2 separate regions of the Homo sapiens genome follow, and region 1 is linked to region 2. The links are chromatin loops, found by intact Hi-C in ENCODE. Cell type or tissue: dorsolateral prefrontal cortex. All regions are shown on one strand.

Region 1 (5,000 bases), 140 kb before region 2:
ACTCTGGAGAAAGACGGAGACGGATAAAGCAATGATGATCAAGTTAATATTTTAGGAATCCAGGGGAAGGGCATACAGGAATATGATTTTTCTCTAAGTCTGAAATTATGTCAAAATACATAGATTAATAAAAATATTTTTCTTTAAACAGGATAACAATCTAAGTAGAAACAAATTTTCCTTTGACTTGACCTTTCCCAGCAACTCCTGGGGCAGATAGGCTTTCCGGGGCTTAAAGAGAGACCCAGTCTGGCTCAAAGCCGACACAATGGCGCCTCCATGCTGAAAGAAAAGAGAAAAGGCTGAACTGGAAAAAGTTAAAAAGGATGGAAAACTGCATTAATCATCTGTAGATTTTTTTTTTCTTTCTTGGGCATACAGTGTTACAAAAGTGTGGTCTAGCACAGTTAAATGGCAACTAAATTGGTTATTCCAGATTTGGCTCTGACAATAAACTGCTACCTGATTTTAAATTTACCATGACATATTTGTGGGTCTCAAACTCTTTTCCAAAGACGGTAAGGAGATACAAAAACACTTTAAATGTCTGCAAGCAAAATAAAATTAGGCCAATATTTAAATAAAATGGTTTTGAATAAACTTACTTTGGAAAGATTATAAACCACATATATATAGATTTTAATTCAGACTTTATTTCTAACTTGGTACAGATACAGGAATTAAATAAGACATAATAACTTACTGTCCATAAAATTAGAGACTGTAAAGTATTAGCAATGAAATAGTAGAACATGTTTAAAATGATAATACATTTCTTTCTGAAATGTGTGAGGTATCATATGCACTTACCCAATCATTTTTCATCATTTTCCTCAAGTTGTGAACAAGTGCTAATTCCTCGGGGGCAATCTGCATATCGGACAGAAAGAGAGAAGAGATCATCACGTGCCTTTCCTAGATGTTCTCCCGAAACAATTGACAACAATTTTTTTTTTTTTTTGACAGAGTCTCGCTCTGTCGCCCAGGCTGGAGTGCAGTGGCGCGATTTGGGCTCACTGCAACCTCCACCTCCTGGGTTCAAGCGATTCTCCTGCCTCAGCCTCCTGAGTAGCTGGGACTATAGGCGCGCGCCACCAGAGCCTAATTTTTTTGTATTTTTAGTAGAGACAGGGTTTCCCCGTGTTAGCCAGGACGGTCTCAAACTCCTGACCTTGTGATCCACCCACCTCGGCCTACCAAAGTGCTGGGATTACAAGCATGAGCCACTGCACCTGGTGACAACAATTTTTTTAAAACCCTCAACTAAGACATAATTGTATACCTGAAGGTACTCCCTCTAGGATAAGCCACGTAGCCTCTGGCCCTAGAACTGCCATGCTTCTGGAGATTAACAGTCACTGAGAAAAACACCCACTGCCCCAAACCAGCCCCATTTTGATGCTTCTGATCTCCTCTGCTTAGACCATCTAGACTCATTTTGAAAAAAGAATCAAAAGACAGATAAAAATTAAGAAAGAAAACATAGCTTCTGCTGTCATTCTCTTTCCACAACATACTCCCTTAGTTTTCAATGAATAGTGGAACTCTTGGCATTACCTCCTCCTCTGATTCCATTTTACTGTTTATCTTTTCTTTTTTTTTATTTTTTTGAGACAGAGTCTCATTCTGTTGCCCAGCCTGGAATGCAGTGGCACGATCTCCACTCATTGCGGGCTCTGCCTCTTGGGCTCAAGCCATCCTCCCATCTTAGCCTTCCAAGTAGCTGGAGCTACATACAGGTGCAAACCACCATGCCCAGCTAGTTTTTTATATTTTTTGTAGGGACAGGGTTTCACTGTGCTGCCCAGGCTGACCTCAAACTCCAAACTCCTGGACTCAAGCAAATCACCTCTTGGCCTCCTAAAAGTGCTGGGATTTATCAGCCATCACACCAGGCCTTGCTGTTTATCTTCACATATATATACGAATATGTATGTGTGCATATGCATATACGAATATGTATGTGTGCATATATACGTATATATACATATATACATATATGAATATTATATATACATATATACATATATGAATATTATATATACATATATGAACATATAGGTATATTCGTATATTATGAAAACATATGAATATATGTATATATAAATATATATGAATATATGTGTGTATATATACATATATGAATATATATGTGTGTATATATACATATATATGAATATATATATATGGCGATCTCGGCTCACTGCAACCTCCGCCTCCTGGGTTCAAGCGATTCTCCTGCCTCAGCCTCCCGAGTAACTGGGATTACAGTCATGCACCACCATGCCCGGCTAATTTTGTATTTTTAGTAGAGATGGGTTTCTCCATGTTGGTCAGGCTGGTCTCGAACTCCAAGCTCAGGTGATCCGCCCGCCTCAGCCTCCCCAAGTGCTGGGATTACAGGCATGAGCCACTGTGCCCAGCCATATATATATTTTTTAAGAGACAGGATTTCACTCTGTCACCCAGGTTGGTGTGCAGTGTTGCAATCATGCCACACTACAACCTTGAACTCCAGGGCTCAAGTGATCCTCTGGCCTCAGCCTTCCAGTAGCAGTGACTACAGGTGTGTGCCACCATGCCAGCTACCGGCTAATTTCTTATTTTTTTAGAGGCAGGGGCCTTGCTATAGTGCCCATCCTAGTCTTGAACTCCTGGCCTCAAGCGATCCTCCCACCTCAGCCTCGTGAGCCAATGGGATTACAGGCGTGAGCCACTGCACCCAGCTCTTTACTGTTTATCTTCAAATATTCCTAGGGCAAGAAAACATATTGCATGGTCTACAAGGCTAAGACCCAGCCTCCATACTGATGGAATCAGAAATCAGAGAAACAAGATAGAGACACCCAGTTTTCCTACCGGGCTTTTATCTTCTCTTTTCAGAGTGGTTCTTCCCCAAAGAGCATTGATTCCATCCACGGCCACTAGGAGGTGAAACATACCCAAAGAACTTTGCCTCTTTAGCTCTTTCAGCACAATTCCAACTGCATCTGTGGCGTTCCTCACCCGTGTTATGCCCTATTGGGAGAGACAGTGGATTGTAGTGCTACCAGAGGCCTTCTCTTGTTATCGCATGTTACACATTCAGTGTTTTTTCTTATACCTGTTCAACCACTTCTCCCAGAGGACTCCCTTTCTCAGTGCTTTCTCTCTTATTCCAGACATACTTCTCTTGAACTTTTATCTAAAAGCAAGCAAAGAAAATAAAAACCAAAAAAAAGGCTACTTGGCCTAAGGGTGAAACCATCCCTTGAAAAGGTTGGAGGCTAAGGTTAACAGGAGTTCATTTTAATCTATTGTTCAGGTTCTGTAAGAGACCTCAATGTAGAAGTGAATGCTTTCTTTTCTTTCTTTTTTTTTTTTTTTGAGACAGCTTCTTTCTCTGTAACCCAGGCTGAAGTGCAGTGGCATGATCTCAGCTCGCTGCAACATCCACCTCCCAGGTTTAAGGGATTCTCTTGCCTCAGCCTCCCAAGTAGCTGGGATTTCAGGCGTGTGTCACCACGCCTGGCTAATTTTTGTATTTTTAGTAGAGATGGGGTTTCGCCATGTTGGCCAGGCTGGTCTAGAATTCCTGACCTCAGGTGATCTGCCCACCTCGGCCTCCCAAAATGCTGGAATTACATGTCTGAGCCACACGCCTGACCTCTTTTATCTTTTTTTTGAGACCATATCTCGCTCTGTTACCCAGGCTGGAGTACAATGGCGCTATCTCGGCTCACTGAAACCTCTGATTCCCAGGTTCAAGAGATTCCCCTGCCTCAGCCTCCTGAATAGATGGGCCTACAGGCGTGCACCACCACACCCGGCTAATATTTGTATTTTTAGTAGAGATGGGATTTCACCATGTTGGCCAGGCTCATCTTGAACTCCTGACCTCAGGTGATCTGCCTGCCTTGGCCTCCCAAAGTGCTGACATTACAGGTGTGAGCCCCTGTGCCTGACCAAAGTGAATGCTTTCTAATCCATTTCTGCTTGGAGCCTTGAATAAACATACATAAGGGATTCTGATGAAAATGTCCAGAATGAGACTCTGGCATCTGCATTTTTAACAAGCTCTTAGGTGACTCTGCTTTATATCCAGAGTTGAAGGCCCCTGGTCTAGACAGGGTATCTAAGAATCACCAGGGTAAAGAAGAATTTTTCCAATACATTTCTGGTTCCCTAAAAAGATATTGTCTGGAGAAAATCATGTAGTTGGAAATGTGCTTGCGAGGGATTGGAGGCTGTACCTTGAAAAGTCAATGAATCAACTGGATTTCACTTTGCTACCCACAAAATGGGAACAACTTACTGTTGCCTATTTATTTCACATGGATAAATGAGTTTCAAGTTATGAGTCCACTGTGAGCAAAACGTATGAAAGAAATTAAAAATGATACAGTTATTCCAACTCCAGTATCAGTTCTCCATAGTCTATTGGTACTCAGGGCACAAAGAATCCATGTAAGGACTACCTAGCACTCAACTTCTGGGAGTCTAGTCACCTGGTTCAGGAAGCGCTCATTTGTAGTTTTGAAATTCTTCAGCCAGGTTGAAGCCTCTAAAGGTTGATCAAAGCGCTGTTTGTTGTAGCTGGACTGCAGAAGATCCCGACAATTTTTCACCCAAAGATGAGCTTTAAAAAAAAGAGGCAGAAGAAAACAAGCCAGGCAGAAACTGTATTCAACTCGAAATATTCTATGCCTCTTTTAAGTTATGGGAAATGACTTTAGTTTCTCATATATATATTTCTTTTCTTTTTTTTTTTTTTTTTTGAGACAGGGTCTTGCTCTGTCACCCAGGCTAGAAGGCAGGATGTGATCACAGTTCACTGTAACCTTGAACTCCTAGGCTCAGGCAATCATCCTGCCTCAGCCTCTCAAAGTGCTGTTGAACCACTATGCCTGGCCTTGTCAGGTCCATCTTAGACTAAACATTATCATTAGAATCAATATATAAAACATACCAAGTGTATTAAATATCACTTCTGCTTTCTGGCAGGTTTGAAAGGTAAGTCA
Region 2 (5,000 bases):
TTAGCTTCATGTGATCCACCCGCCTCGGTCTCCCAAAGTACTGAGATTACAGGTGTGAGCCACCGCACCTGGCCCTCTGTCCCCATTTAAATCTTACCCATTCATCAAGTCTCAACTCAAATGTCACATCCTCAGTGAAAATTTGCCAGACACCTCCAGTCAAAAGTAATTCTCTTTCCTTACTGCTAATAGCACTCTTTACATTGCATGGCATTTTTTTTTTTTTAGACGGAGTCTCGCTCTGTTGCCCAGGCTGGAGTGCAGTGGCATGATCTCGGCTCACTGCAAGCTCCGCCTCCCGGGTTCATGCCATTCTCCTGCCTCAGCCTCCCGAGTAGCTGGGACTACAGGCGCCTGCCACCACACCCGGCTAGTTTTTTTGTATTTTTAGTAGAGACAGGGTTTCACTGTGTTAGCCAGGATGGTCTCGATCTCCTGACCTCGTGATCTGACCACCTCAGCCTCCCAAAGTGCTGGGATTATGGGCGTGAGCCACCGCACCCGGCCCGAATGGCAATTTTATTACACTGCCTTGTGTTGTACTCATGCCTACTGTTAACTGAGTATCTATTAGATGTTAGGCAATACAGTATTGTACATGCACTAGTTTTAAACCTAGAAATCCTAGCAGATAGGCAGAATATTATCAACCCTGTGTTATGATGGGGAAGACAAGGTTCAGGGAAGTTGAGTAATTTTGATTAAGGTCACAGAGTTAGTAGATGGTGAACCAGAATTCACATCCAAGTTTGTCTCACTTTAAAATATCTATTTTTTAGAATTGTATCATGTTACGTTACACATGTTTGTCTTCTTGGCTACATGCTTGGAAGAGAAGGAATCAGATTTCATTCATTTTCGTATCTCCTTCTCTGAGTACTTAACACACTATAAGTACTTAGTCTTTTGCCCTCGAATAAAGAATCTGCCATTGAAGACATGCAGTGAAGGAGTATGTAAAGCATCCACTAAGAACAGTAGGCCAGGTGCGGTGGCTCACGCCTGTAATCCCAGCACTTTGGGATGCCAAGGTGGGCAGATCACCTAAGGTCAGGAGTTTGAGACCAGCTTGGCCTAAATGGTGAAACTCTGTCTCTACTAAAAATACAAAAAAATTAGCCAGGTGTGGTGTTGCACGCCTATAATCCCAGCTATTGGGGAGCCTGAGGCAGAAGAATTGCTTGAACCTGGGAGGTGGAGGTTGCAGTGAGCCAAGATCGTGCCATTGCACTCCAGCCTGGGAGACAGAGCAAGACTCCATCTCAAAAAAAAAAGAAAGTAAACTGCTCTGTAGGAAATTTAGGTATACACAGAAACCTCTGAACCATTTAATATAAAGTAACTGTAAGCTGGGCACAGTGGCTCGCTCCCAGCACTTTGGGAGCCCAAGGCGGGTGGATCACTTGAGGTCAGGAGTTCGAGACCAGCCTGGACAACTTGGGGAAACGCTGTCTCTACTAAAAGTACAAAAATTAGCCGGGGCATGGTGGCAGGCGCCTGTAATCCCAGCTACTCAGGTGTCTGAGGCACAAGAATCACTTGAACCCGGGAGCCACAGGTTGGAGTGAGCCGAGATTGTGCCACCGCACTCCAGCCTGGGAAACAGAGTGAAGCCCCATCTCAAAAAAAAAAAAGTAACTGTCAAGTACTAGAGTTACTCCAGCTTTGTCTGAGAATGTATAACTGTAAATTACAGCAGAAGCAGCAATGCTTGGGAAATATCCAAATATCCAAATCATTCTCTACACTTCTCACCCTCCCTTGCAGAAACAGGAGGAGTCATGTGATTCCTTTGGCTAAACACCTATGAATGGAAATAACTTGTGTTATTGTGTCCTTTCTAATCAGAGCCAATTAAGTGTGAGGTATAAATTATCTCTCCCTCCCCACCTTAAAAGCTACATGTTGCGATGTATCCCAAGAAGGTAAACTTTTGTCCCTCCATCCAGACTTCAATCTTGCTTGCAAAGCCGTTTTGAAAGACAGGAACAGCAAAAACAAAGCAAAACACATGCACACAACACAAACAATATCCTTTGTGTTAGGCCACTGAGAATACAAGGCTTGTTACTTCAGCATAGCAATCTGAATAACACACACTAGTACTACTTAAACGCTACTCAATTTTATCTACCGGAGAGAAAGCACCATGCCTCTTTACAAAGCAGAGTGGAAAACAAACTATTCAAGGGCCACAAGGTGGTGCTATTTCTACAGTAATGTGATGAAATTTTTGTTATACTTTTTTTTTGACATAGGGTGGGGTCTTGCTATATTGCCCCGGACAGTCTCAAATTCCTGGGCCCGCATGATCCTCCTGCCTCAGCCTCCCAAGTAGCTGAAACTACAGGTACTTTTTGAAGCAAATTAGAAGCTAGCAAAATGGAATCTTTTTTTTTTTTTGAGACGGAGTTTCGCTCTTGTTGCCCAGGCTGGAGTGCAATGGTGTGATCTTGGCTCACTGCAACCTCTGCCTCCCGGGTTCAAGCGATTCTCCTGCCTCAGCCTCCCGAGTAGCTGGGATTACAGGCATGCGCCACCACGCCTGGCTAATTTTGTATTTTTAGTAGTGACGGGGTTTCTCCATGTTGGTCAGGCTGGTCTTGAACTCCCAACCTCAGGTGATCGCCTGCCTCGGCCTCCCAAAGTGCTGGGATTACAGGTGTAAGCCACCACACCTGGCCTACAGCAAAATGAAATCTTTAGTTCTTAAAGTTTTATATATGATATCACTTAAGTAGACTGTTGTTTCCAAAGAAAACAACCATCTGTACTATTGCCTCTGTACAGTTCCAGAATGAACATCCTGCAGTTTCTGAAACAGCATTTGTGGGCCAATCTAGAAGATCACCGTGATGGTTAATATTAAGTGTCGACTTGGCCTAGGAATTTCGCATATCTCCTTCGCAGTGCAGCTCCTTCAATCTCACCATGGCCTCTGCCAGAATGCAGATCCTGGGAGTCGTCCTGACACTGCTGGGCTGGGTGAATGGCCTGGTCTCCTGCGTCCTGCCCATGTGGAAAGTGACCACTTTCATCGGCAACAGCATCGTGGTGGCCAGGTGGTGTGGGAGGGCCTGTGGATGTCCTGAGTGGTGCAGAGCACTAGCCAGATGCAGTGCAAGGTGTACGACTCACTGCTGGCGCTGCCACAGGACCTGCAGGCTGCACGTGCCGTCTGTGTCATCACCCTCCTTGTGGCCCTGTTCGGCTTGCTGGTCTACCTTGCTGGGGCCAAGTGTACCACCTGTGTGGAGGAGAAGGATTCCAAGGCCCGCCTGGTGCTCACCTCTGGGATTGTCTTTGTCACCTCAGGGGTCCTGACACTAATCCCCGTTTGCTGGACGGCGCATGCCATCATCTGGGACTTCTATAACCCCCTGGTGGCTGAGGCCCAAAAGTGGGAGCTGGGGGCCTCCCTCTACTTGGGCTGGGCGGCCTCAGGCCTTTTGTTGCTGGGTGGCAGGCTGCTGTGCTGCACTTGCCCCTCCGGGGGGTCACGGGGCCCCAGCCATTACATGGCCCGCTACTGGACATCTGCCCCTGCCATCTCTCGGGGGACCTCTGAGTACCCTACCAAGAATTACGTCTGACATGGAAGTGAATGGGGGCTCCGCTGGCACTAGAGCCATCCAGAAGTGGCAGTGCCCAACAGCTTTGGGATGGGTTCATATCTTTTGTTTCTGCCTCCTTCTATTTTTCTTTTGACTGAGGGTATTTAAAATTCATTTAAAAACTGAACCAAGAAGATGACTCAGACTCCCACTTAGGTTCTGCTGTTTCTCACCCTTGGATGATGGAGCCAAAGAGGGGATGCTTTGAGATTCTGGATCTTGACATGCCCATTTTAGAAGCCAGTCAAGCTGTGGAACTAATGTGGAGGCTGCTTGCTGTGCTGGCCTTTGCAACAAGACAGACTGTCCCCAAGAGTTCCTGCTGCTGCTGGGGGCTGGGTTTCCCTAGATGTCGCTGGACAGCTGCCCCCCATCGTACTCAGGCCTCTGGAGCTCCTCTCTTCACCCATGGAAAAGCAAGTGATCTGTTAACAAAGGACTGCCTACCTCCGGAACTTCTGACCTCTGGCTCCTCCGTCCTGGATGTCCACCTTGCAGGGTCAGGTCCCAGCTATGTAGACCCCCGCCCCCACCTCCAACACTGCACCCTTCTGTCCTGCCCGCCCCGCCTCACCCCCTTTACACTCACATTTTTACCAAATAAAGCATGTTTTGTTAGTGAAAAAAAAAAAAATTAAGTGTCAACTTGATTGGATTAAAGGCTGTAAAGTATTGTTCCTGGGTGTGTCTGTGAGGGTGTTGCCAAAGGAGATTAACATTTGAGTCAGTGGACTGGGAGACGCAGACCCACCCTCAGTGTGGGTGGACACCATCTAATCACCTGCCAGGGCAGCTAGAATAAAGCAGGCAGAAGAAGGTAGGATGAGCCGACTTGCTGGGTCTTCCAGCCTTCATCTTTCTCCTGAGCTAGATGCTTCCCGCCCTCGAACACTGGACTCCAAGTTCTTCAGCTTTTGGACCCTTGGACTTACAACAGTGATTTGCCAGGGGCTCTCAGGCCTTTAGCCACAGACTGAAGGCTGCACTGTCAGCTTCCCTACTTTTGAAGTTTTGGGACTTGGACTGGCTTACTTGCTCCTCAGCTTGCTCACGGCCTACTGTGGGACTTCGCCAGATGGTGTGACTCAATACTCCTTAACAAACTCTCCTTCATATATACTTCTATCCTATTAGTGCTATCCCTGTAGAGAACCCTGACTAATACAGTCACCCTGAACCAAACTAATAAAAAAAAAAACACCAAAACTTTCTCTTACCAACAGCAGTCTGGCCTCAGGTCTTTCTCATCTGTTATTAAGAAAGAGTAAATTTTTTTTTTTTTGAGATGGAGTCTCGCTCTATTGCCCAGGCTAGAGTGCAGTGGCATGATCTCGGCTCACTGCAACCTCCACCTCTTGGGTTCAAGCGATTCTCTTACCTCAGCCT

What was found. Peaks named below come from ENCODE experiments on the same cell type or tissue, not always from the same donor. Only the 100,000 strongest peaks of a DNase experiment are listed, where the experiment ranks them.
Region 1: it touches region 2 in a loop (2.2-fold over the local background); 1 of 110 quality-filtered maps calls a loop at or near these places.

The regions. Positions count from the first base shown.
Region 1 is chr1:155,727,226-155,732,225 of GRCh38, reverse strand. DAP3 (death associated protein 3) reads right to left here. Exons shown (of 13, transcript NM_004632.4): 7 at 4,488-4,618; 8 at 3,104-3,184; 9 at 2,860-3,018; 10 at 811-870; 11 at 193-282. Among named protein-coding and RNA genes, the nearest start is that of DAP3, 41 kb to the right of the region's middle. In dorsolateral prefrontal cortex, a CTCF peak has its summit at 2,942 (motif pointing right); a DNase peak (open chromatin) is centred at 2,965; H3K27ac peaks cover 1,812 bases.
Region 2 is chr1:155,589,194-155,594,193 of GRCh38, reverse strand. It overlaps a transcript of MSTO1 not described here and the pseudogene LOC284620. Among named protein-coding and RNA genes, the nearest start is that of MSTO1, 19 kb to the left of the region's middle. RefSeq lists an enhancer at 2,765-3,344. In dorsolateral prefrontal cortex, CTCF peaks have their summits at 1,988 and 2,195 (motif pointing right); no DNase peak of the experiment used is centred here.